Regions from separate parts of the Homo sapiens genome. Here region 2 is linked to region 1. Evidence: chromatin contacts called from ENCODE Hi-C or POLR2A ChIA-PET data. All regions are on one chromosome and are shown on one strand. Each heading gives the region's core, a stretch centred on a gene start or an enhancer-like site at or near the end of the contact. The rest is flanking DNA. Distances are from core to core; before and after follow the strand shown. Region 1 holds the start of SSR3 (signal sequence receptor subunit 3). Region 2 holds the start of KCNAB1-AS1 (KCNAB1 antisense RNA 1).

What was found. A loop is a pair of places that touch in the nucleus more often than their neighbours do. ChIA-PET counts read pairs that join two places held with the same protein, here RNA polymerase II (POLR2A). Pooled maps may share reads with other maps.
Region 2: a loop to region 1 is called in a pooled map, with 2.1 times the contacts of the local background. The contact joins the promoter of KCNAB1-AS1 here to the promoter of SSR3 in region 1. A Hi-C loop is called at or near these places in 4 of 168 maps with a recorded cell type or tissue (CD4-positive, alpha-beta memory T cell, CD8-positive, alpha-beta T cell, HepG2 and 1 more), 8 of 37 single-sample maps with no recorded cell type and 12 of 50 pooled maps. POLR2A ChIA-PET finds 5 or more read pairs at or near these places in 2 of 52 experiments (H1 and WTC11).

The regions. Positions count from the first base shown.
Region 1 is chr3:156,552,697-156,557,981 of GRCh38, forward strand. It overlaps SSR3 (signal sequence receptor subunit 3), which reads right to left and starts at 2,421. Exons shown (of 5, transcript NM_007107.5): 1 at 2,261-2,421; 2 at 959-1,085. The coding sequence starts at 2,393. RefSeq lists an enhancer at 2,280-2,359.
Region 2 is chr3:156,444,443-156,449,277 of GRCh38, forward strand. KCNAB1-AS1 (KCNAB1 antisense RNA 1) reads right to left here and starts at 2,494. Exons shown (of 3, transcript NR_046618.2): 1 at 2,343-2,494; 2 at 1,592-1,654. The region is part of intron 2 of KCNAB1 (potassium voltage-gated channel subfamily A regulatory beta subunit 1); the gene reads left to right. LOC124906298 (a long non-coding RNA gene) reads right to left here. Exons shown (of 5, transcript XR_007096140.1): 5 at 4,653-4,835.

The DNA.
Region 1 (5,285 bases), core at 1,171-3,670:
CTGCTATCCCTACCCAAGTATCACAGTGTACATGAAAGCAACATCAAAGGGCGTCAATTAAACAATTTATACCACTTCCAATGAGACAATGAGGACCATGACGCTGAGAAATAATAAATGTTACCATCTTTCCTAAGTCTACGTGATCCTGCATTTTAACCTCTATGAAACTAGAATATTTAATTGCTTATAATTAAGGTATAAGTTTATTGTGGTGAGGCTTGAGTTTTCTTCTCTAAAAGCTGTATTTTACAGTATGTGTGATCTTAGACTATGTTAATCCTTTACATTTTATACACTTGTATGAAAACAAACGTAATTAGCATTGAAAATGACAGAGAGTTAAAAAAAAAAAAAAGCAATAAAATAAAAAGACCAGCCTGGTCAACATGGCCTGTCTCTACAAAAAAATTAGCTGGGCATGGTAGCCTGCACCTGTAGGCCCAGCTACTTGGGAGGCTGAGGTGGGAGGATCCCTTGAGCCTGGGAAGGTTGAGGCTGCAGTGAACCATAATCATGCCACTGCACTGCAGACTGGGCAAGAACTAGACCTTGTCTCAAAAAATAATAATGACAAAAAGATCATTTCTTTAACTTCCAAAAATAGTACGTGAAGAGCCCAGAACAATTCTCTCCATAAGGAATTACATTTAGCTTCTGAAATGTTAACTTACTTGGTGGGTTTGTTTCTCTGATGAACCTCATATTAAGGCCTGTGTTTAAGTGTTCTAATTCCACCCTCAAAATCTGCTTCTGTAGCCGTGTCAGAATGATCATTGTCTCTACTTCAGTTAGTTAATAATTCTTCCTAGCATCAATGTTCCTTTCCCCCAAAATGTTTATTAATATATATATCTCAAATTAATGCTTATTAAAACCAACACACACAAATGATCTTTAAGAAGACATATAAAAATATAACATGTAGTACGTACTTTCACTTGAAAAACATACTTACTTGTGCTTGAGAACAAATTTCACATTCTTGTATGCAAAGGCTACCAAATATGTGCTTACTAGGGTCATCACACTATACAAAACAGCAGACTGAATAAGATCCATATGCCATATTCGCCAGTATAACCCTGAATTAAAATAAAAGGGGGAAGGGTACAAAAAGAAGCAAAACATTACAACCCCGCAACAAAAGCCTGCGAAATTAATTATAGCTAAGCCTGGTAAAATACCAGGTTATTAGTTATGCAATCCAATAGTATCTGAGGATCTTCAGAAGCGAGATAACCAGTAACAGTATAGTCTCAAGCTTTCCAGTTCAGAACATTTGAAAAACATCACCTTCCTATTACTAGTCCAGATGAGATTTCAACTTCTAAAATGAGAACAAACTCTGGCTCAACGTAATCACAAGTCAGACTTCAAATTTCATTCATCAGGGTACTAGCATGCGAAACACAGGCCATTCCAAAATGCCACGTGCAGCCCCAAACCATAGTTTCCTTGCTGACGTGGCTGTTATCAGAACTCCAAGCAGTGCTATGTCCAATTAGTGAGCCATCATATGGCTTCACATCACGTTAATGGCACGCTGGGTTGTATAAGGACAAAAGAGAAAAATACATTTAGTTTTAAATGCCCAACAACAGTGCAGCAAAAGACAGGAGTTCTGGAAACTTGAGCTCTACTAAAAACGACCTTGTCCAAGTCTGCAGTTTCCCAACCAAGTGAGAATTCTAGAATTGGTCCAGTAGGATTATTAAAAAGTATAAATAAGGTAGATCCCTAACCCCTGGCACTTCAACCTCTCTCTTTTTGCAAAAACCAGGAAAATTATGCAATGGTGTGAAGTAGCTCACGTAAAGATGCACTTATAATTCAGTGGGTCACTTCATGGGTTTCTCACCTAACTAATTTATGCAAAATAAGTAATAAGTTTAAAATTTCGTAACGGCAAGCAACAGTTGTATAGAAAAGGGCAGAGGCAGTATGCTTGAGTTTGTCTGTTTAAATAGAGATTCGGGGCCGCCACCCCAGAACTAGTTAACCACCTTCTCCTGGGGTGGAGCTCGGGAACGTGCGTACTTTTAACAAGTGACCTCCCCGAGTGCTGCACAGGACAATCCCAAGCGACAACACTGTGCCCAAAGAAGAGGCTCCGTGCCTCCCCGAGCTCAGGGGAGCTGGAGAGATTGCCGACCCCCGGCCGGCACCCACGCCTTCCCTGCTCGCCGGGTCCTGCCACGTCCCCGCCCAGCCCGACTAGCCGGCGGCCTGCCTAACCCGCCTCGCTCCCAGCACTCACAGATGGGGATGGCAGACACGATGAACGCGTTTCCGAAGAAGAGCGCGGAGGACTTGGCCGAGAGATTGCGGCTGAAATCCTGCAGGAGCAGGTCCTCCTCAGACTGCTGTTTGGAGCTGCCTTTAGGAGCCATGGCGGAGCTGCAGGCGAGAACAGGGAACGTAGAGCCGGCCGCCAAGGCGGGCAAAGGCCCTTGACTCCGCCCCTGCGGCCGCCGTATCCGCTAACGACCCGTCAGCGCGGCGCGCGGAGGCGGGACCCGGTTTGGCGAAGAGCAAGCGTCCCCAGGATTGGCCAGCTTGGCGCCACTAGATAGGCTTCCGGGCGTGATTGGGCGAGCGGGCCAGACTTCCGGATTCCTGACAAGCCACGTGACCCACCCACCTGGAGGAGAGAGAAGGGATTTGTAGTTTAGTCGGTGCTTTAAAAAAAATTAACAAAACTTTATTGATATTCCACTTCAGAGCTGCTGACAGACTCACGAGTTCTCAGTTCTTCAGAATTCCAAAATTAAAAGCTCTTCTGGCCCCACGCCATTAGTGCCCTCTGTGCGTACCCAGGACTGAGTACGTTGAAGAAGAAAGAAGAGAAAGGTATAGCTAACTCATGTAAAATCCCTTCTCCTTTACACATCCTTTATTTCATTAAATACCTTGAAGAATCTTATGACGTGCGCATCATTACCGCCATTGCAGCTGAAGAGCCTGAGGGTCGTAGACCTGCGGTGTGGGTCTCCAAGGCGTGGGCTCTTTTCACTAAACAATAGGCCACCTCTGTAGGAAGAAGAAAATGGGACTCTTGCTTTTAAGAAACTCATGATCTCATTGATGAAGGCAATATTTAATATATGTCTGATACAAGTTACTACTATTTTATTTTATTTCAACTAGACCTATAGAGTTTTGTGGCTTCCAAAGCCATGCTAAATAAAACATAATACTAAGAACAGGTTGGCTAGGCAAGACTCCCTCTCTGAAGCTCAGAAGGATTAAGTATGTCTATTAAAACAGCTAGATTCCATTTTTAACTCAACACATTATCATTTTTTCTTCAAAAAAAAATTCAACCACATCACTCCCAGCAAATGCTACTTTTGATTACTGAGAACACTCTAGTGCATTAGGCACAATTTCCTCAACCTCCAGCCTCCTTATTAACCGTTTGGTAGATATCTTTCTTCCTCACAGTATCCAAATTGTAATCTACCTCCACAGCTTCCTATTACTAGTCCTAATTGGGCTTTTGTCTTCAATCTTTTCCAGTCTATTCTCTATACAGGTACCAGAGTGAGTTTTCCTGAAATATAAATCCTTCCATTATCTACCGCAAGTGTTCCTTAATGCCAGAAGTTTTCATTAATTCACCACAAAATGAAAAAGAAAAAAAGACCATCTAGTGAATTTTTCAGAAAATCAAAAGTATTCATTTAAAAATATCTGGGTTTATGTCTTTTTTGATGTTAAAAATGCTCTTTATTTTATTACATGGTAGTGATAGAAGAAGAAATTATTATTTTCTCTTACACATACTCCTCCCCCAGTTTTTCCTATCTCACTAAGTTGCATTCTTTTAAACTCATTTGTTGTTCTGGTTAAAATAGTGGGTTTCAACACTAATTATTTTTTTCCTTCTCCATCTATGACCAATTCATAAATAAAACTTTTTGGATCTGTCTCTATAACTAGATTTTCTTCTGCCTATTTATAAACAAACTAAGGATATAAAAAGAAGATAAAAGATAAAAATCAGAGGCTGGGTGCGGTGGCTTATGCCTGTAATCCCAGCACTTTGGGAGACCAAGGTGGGTGGATCACAAGGTCAAGAGACCGAGACCATCCTGGCCAACATGGTGAAACCTCGCTTTTACTAAAAATACAAAAATTAGCCAGGCATGGTGGCGCACGCCTGTAGTCCCCAGCTACTCAGGAGGCTGAGGCAGGAGAATCACTTAAACCCGGGAGGCAGAGGTTGCAGTGAGTCAAGATCGCGCCACTACACTCCAACTCCAGCCTGGCAACAGAGCAAGACTCCATCAAAAAAAAAAAAAAAAAAAAATCAGAAAACTAAAAGATCCAAAGAGACAACAATCATCTTTCTTTTAAAAGAAGAAAAGAAGAAATGATAAGGATGAGATTTAAAAAAATTATGCCTGAGAAAAATATTTTAACAATTAAAATAGGAAAGATAAAAGTTTGAAATGTTTAGTGGATATAAATGTTACAATTGATATAATCAAAAAAAGCTAGCAGAAAAAAATTAATACATTTTGTAAAGCTAAAGGTAACTATAAACAGAAGATAATCTAAAATATGAATTTCAAATTATTTTGTGGGGGTAAATTAGAGAAATATGATAGGGAATGATACTTATGATAGAATATTTTTGGTAATGGCAACAATTACAATTATGAAGGTGGCACACTTGGAGTACTGAAGCAGTGTTTTCTTGCACCAGAGCTACCTAGTTCCCTTTAAAAAGCAAGCAGCAAGACCTAAGGATCACTTGTATGTGGCATATATAGCCGTGGCACACATAGCCGTGGCACACTGGACAACCAGGGTACACAATGTGCTAAAAAACAGAAGGAGAGGTGGGTAGTAAATTCTACCCAAGCAAAGATCTACAATATATTTTGCCCATTTCAACATAGCTTAACTCTGAAGGAACCAAATGGACTTGATTCCATAGCAGTCTGAGTCTATTCTATGAATTTCAGGCTTTCTTGTATATTTTCTATTATATCACTTGATTCTTTTCAGATTGGAGGAAAAACCCCAAGCAATAATATTTTTTGCTGTCAGGTATATGGATAAGAGATTACTGATGACTTTGTGAAAGAAAATCTGGTATGCTAAAAATTAACATATTTTTCTGTGTCAGACACTGCAAGTTGCCTAGCCAATATAGAAAGCCACTGCTAGCTTTTCACTGGGACCTTTAAAGAATAACAAATGGATCATCCAGGGCTACTGTGGGGAGGAAAAAAGAAAAGCTCCTCTGTTTTAAAGCCTACTTGAAATGCAAA
Region 2 (4,835 bases), core at 1,244-3,743, 110 kb before region 1:
CTTAGGAAATTTCACTGCATTCTCCCAAAAATCCTGTGAACTAGTTATGATTATTACCATTACCATCCCATCTTGCTAGTGAGTGGTGGAGTCAGAACTCCAGCCCAGGCCTCCTGATGTCCCCTTACTTACTTAGCCTTTTATTCTAGGCCTCACCAGCAAGAGGGTATCTTCATTCCATGCCCTTCAATTGGTAGAGAGTGCCAAGGGCAAGAAGCCAATTCCTCACCTCCATTACCTGTCTTTACATCCCAGCGCCATCATGGGCCTTCCCCTCAGGCCAGATTTCTAAGAATTTGGTTCTGTTTGTTTTGTTTTGATTCTGCATGAAATAAAGAAGGTTAAGGTAACTATGTAGCTTCCCTCTCTTATTGAAATAACAGTGCCCTCTCTACACCATCCCGTGATTGCCAGGGTGCAGGAGCATGTCTGCTGGATTTAAATCCCAGCTTTTACTCCACCACTTACTAGTTATTTAAACTTTGGGCATGTCATTTAACCTCTGGAAAATAGAGATGGCAGCAATTGAGTAAAAGAAGAAGAAAGGCAAGTCAGGGTGTAAAGAAAAGGATGGGCTGGATGCTGTGGCTCACGCCTGTAATACCACCACTTTGGGAGGCTGCGGTGGGCGGATCACAGGGTCAGTAGTTCAAGACCAACATGGCCAACATGGTGAAACCTTGTCTCTAATAAAAATACAAAAATTGGCCGGGCACGGTGGCACGCGCCTGTAATCCCAGCTACTCAGGAGGCTAAAGCAGGAGAATTGCTTGAACCTGGGAGGCGGAAGTTGCAGTGAGCCCAGATTGTGCCACTGCACTCAGGCCTGGGTGACAGAGCGAGACTCTGTCTCTGAAACAAAAACCAAAACAAAGCACAAAGGAAAAGGATGAGATGCTACCGGTATGAGAAGAATATAAACTGTGGTTCTCAACCCTGACTGCAATTAGAGTTATCTGAGGATCTTTTAAAAATACTGATGCCAGGATTCCACTCCCAGAAATTCTGATTTCACTGGGGTGTGGTGAGGAATCAGGTCAGCAATACCATTTATATCCCCCCAGGATATTCAAATGCGCAGTTGTGGTTAAAAACCTCTTGTTGAAGATAGTGAGGAAAACAACCAACGTTCCACAAATGCTCTCTGGTTAGAGACACTTTCTTAGTAAGGGTGAGAATGCTTACTGATTGAACAAGCAATTATTACTCACTTACCCTGTGCCAGGCTCCAGTGCAATGGCTAAAATTTAAAATTTAAATTAAACTTAAACTTAGTCCCTGATCTCAGGATAGTTGCAGTCTAATGAGGAAGTCACAGCCAAAAATAAACTATGCGGTTACAATATAGTGTGGTCAATATGGTAATAGCAGTTAGTTCAAAATGGTAGGAGAAGAGTAAATGGAATGACTTCTTCTCCTTTCAAAGAAACCATAGAATCATGAAATAATAGAGATGAAGGAAGCTCAAGGTTCCTAATTTTGTGCATAAGGAAACAAGAAATCAAGAGATTGGAGGTTTCTCAGAGTCACAGAGTTAATGCAAGAGAACCTAAAAAATTCTAATGATGTAGCAAGACATACTTTAACTCACCAGGGGAAGTGCTAAGAAACTATGGCTTAGCAGCACTGGACTCTGAAGCTGGAGTTCTGGGTCCTGAAAAATAAGTAGAATTTGGACATAAAGGCATGGGGAAGGTTTAGATTTTCAGTGGAAGGCTCAGCCCATAGCTCAAAGGAGAACATGCTCACCAGGGTAATGACCTGGAGCTTAAGGATCTCAGGTGGTGGCCAACAGCTTAGGGCTCCCTCCTCCACATCAACTCTAGTTTTGGGCTTACACCTATTTCTTGCTGGATACGCAATTTAGAGGGATGCTCCCACCTCCAGTTCCACTCCTCTTTGGGGGTTATACTATACAACTGAGACATTGAACATGTTAATTTTACCTGGTGTATTGCTTAATTTCAATGTGACCTAGGGTTTGAACCTCTTATCTTAAATTCTTTAGTGACGTAACAGATTAACACCTCAAAATAGATGAAATGTCTCTCAATTATGACTACATTTGGTCAGTCTTGACTATATTAAGCTGCAGTTCACATGTGCTCTGTTTACCAAACTTAAAATCATTAAATCTATATTGAAATGTGTTGAATTGGCTCTCCATTCTCCCCATACTCTGACCTTGGTGTTCTCCTAGAGGTTTCACCTTCTCTCACACCCTACACATCCTTTTACACCAGTAAATACTATTGCTTCCCCTTCAAAATTTATCCAAAATTCAACCACTCCTCGCCATCCTCACTACCACCACCTTGGACCAAACCACTGTCATGTCTCACCTGGATTATGGGAACAGCCTCCTAACTGGTCCCCCATGTTTCAGCCTCGCCTCTGCAGTCTATCCTTAGCACAATAGCAGAGTGTTCCTTTTAAAAGAAAGTCAGATTGTGTCACTTCTGTATTCAAAATTATTCACTAGCCTTTCCTAGGTCCTTCCTATGATTGACATGACATGATCTGGCCCCCATGAACCTCACCTTCTCTTCTCTGGCCACACTGGCTTCCTCCTTGTCCTTGCTCATGTTGAGCAAGCCCCTACCTCACTGCTCCCTGCAACTGGAACACTCTCCCTCCAGATAAGCGCCTGGTGAGCCCCTTCACTTTCTTTAGGTCTTTTCTTGAAAGCTCCTTTCTTAGTGAATCTTATCTGGCCACCCTATCTAAAATTTCAATACTGATTCCTAGACATTTCATATACTCTATCCCTGCTTTATAAAATTGATTCTCTAACATTCATCAGTCAACATTATGTATTTTATTTTACATTTTATTTATTTGTAAAATTAACATTTATAAACACTATATATTTAACTTATTTTTGTTATTCCTTTTTCTTTACCCATATATCTGTTTCACGATGGGAGAAATAATTACCAGTTTTGTTCACTGTTGCATCCCAATAAACTAAGTACAACACCTGGCACACGGTAGACTCAATAAATACTTGTTGAATGAAAAAGTGAGGAAATGTTAACTGTGGCATAATAAATATTAATATTATAATTGCATTTACATATTCTCTTCTTGATAGCTATAATAATATATTCAAACCATAGGGAGACCAACCTGCACTATAGAATTTTATAACCTTAAGATGATTTAGACCCAAATTAAGGGACATTCTACAGAATACTTGATGAGTACTTTTAAAAGTGTCTACATCATGAAAGACAGGGAAAGACTGAGGAAGTGTCACATATTGGAGTGGATTAAGAAAACATACAATTAAATGCAATGTTGGATGCTGCTTAAGATCCTGGAAGAGAAAAAAAGACAATGAAATTCCAAAAAGATCTATTGTATTAGTACTGTACCCATGTTAATTCCCTGGTTTTGATAATTGCACTATGGTGATGTAAGATATTAAAATGATCTCATCTAAATGTCTAAATATCCTTTATACTCCAAGCAAGGCAGTCATTTAAATGGTAAACATGTTTTTTGAATGAGTACGCAAGAAGTAATTACCCTGATAATCACCAAACGATAATGAGGTAACCAAGATAGATGTGTGTGGTGGGCAGTTTTCTTCTTTTTACCTTTCATCCATCATTTTTCTGTGCTATGGTAGATTTACTCCAAGGAACCTAACACAGGTTTTCAAAGCAAATATTCCTTGGTCCATAAAGGGGTTTAATCAGAAGACACAAAATAGTTCAAAGAGTTATCTTTATACTCTCCCTTCTTTTAAAAGGTTAGAAATAACAATTGTCAGTTTAGTAAAATCATCTTGTAAATAACATCCCACTAATTTGAGATTACACAGTGAAATAATTGTATGCCATTCTAGGTCTCAGGAAAGCATGTTCTCATTAGAGGGAGAAAAATGGTTAAGAAAACTGTCACAGAGGGTTTTTGAGAATCATATTAACTAACAAGTCACCTTAGTTCTTCTGGAGTGGAGCACAGTGGAAAATAAAATCATAGAAACAGAGTTCTTCTGTCTAGAAGGCTGTTGCCCCGTTCCTCTCCAGCAGGAGGGGATGTGTCCTGTCTGTGAGAGGCAACTCCTCCTCAGGAGTAGAAAGTGGACCCCACCTACACTGGGCCACTTACCCATCTGCTTGCTGGAGGCATTTCAGCCAAGGAGAAAGACTTTCCCTTGGCCTTTTTCCACAAAGGGGCATAGCTGGGTGGGTACCCAGGGATAGGGAGAAACATTTCAATCATCTAGAGACTAGAAGAACTAAAGATTATTGATAAGCATTATTCATTTTTCTATAAGTCATAATAAAGATGTTTGTTTGGTAGGAAATATTCATTTTTCTATAAGTCATAATAAAGATGTTTGTTTGGTAGGAAATTATCCCAAAATTTTAAAGATTAATAACAGTCAACAAGGCAATGTAATTCAATTTAACCAACACTTACTGACCATGTACTAAGAACCCACTTCTATTCTAGGGCTGTGGAGATGCAAAGACGAATGAAATAAAAGTGTAGCCCTCAGACAGCTTACTCTCTAGTAAAAGATATAAACTCTATAAACAAGTAGGTAGAAAACAAATGAGTAGCAAGTGTCGAAGGGCCAGGGAGGTAGTCATCATGAACAAAATAAGCTGAATATAAGAATGACAAACTCCAAGAAATGGAAGCAAACACTTTATTCTTATTAAATTATGGAATAGGTATGTAATAATGTAAATATATATAATATTCATATGCTATTTTATATTAAATTTTAAAAACATTGAAAAAGGAAAACAATTATTGCTATATTTTTATTTCATAATTCATTACTGCTTTGACTTGGAATCAGAAACCTCACATCT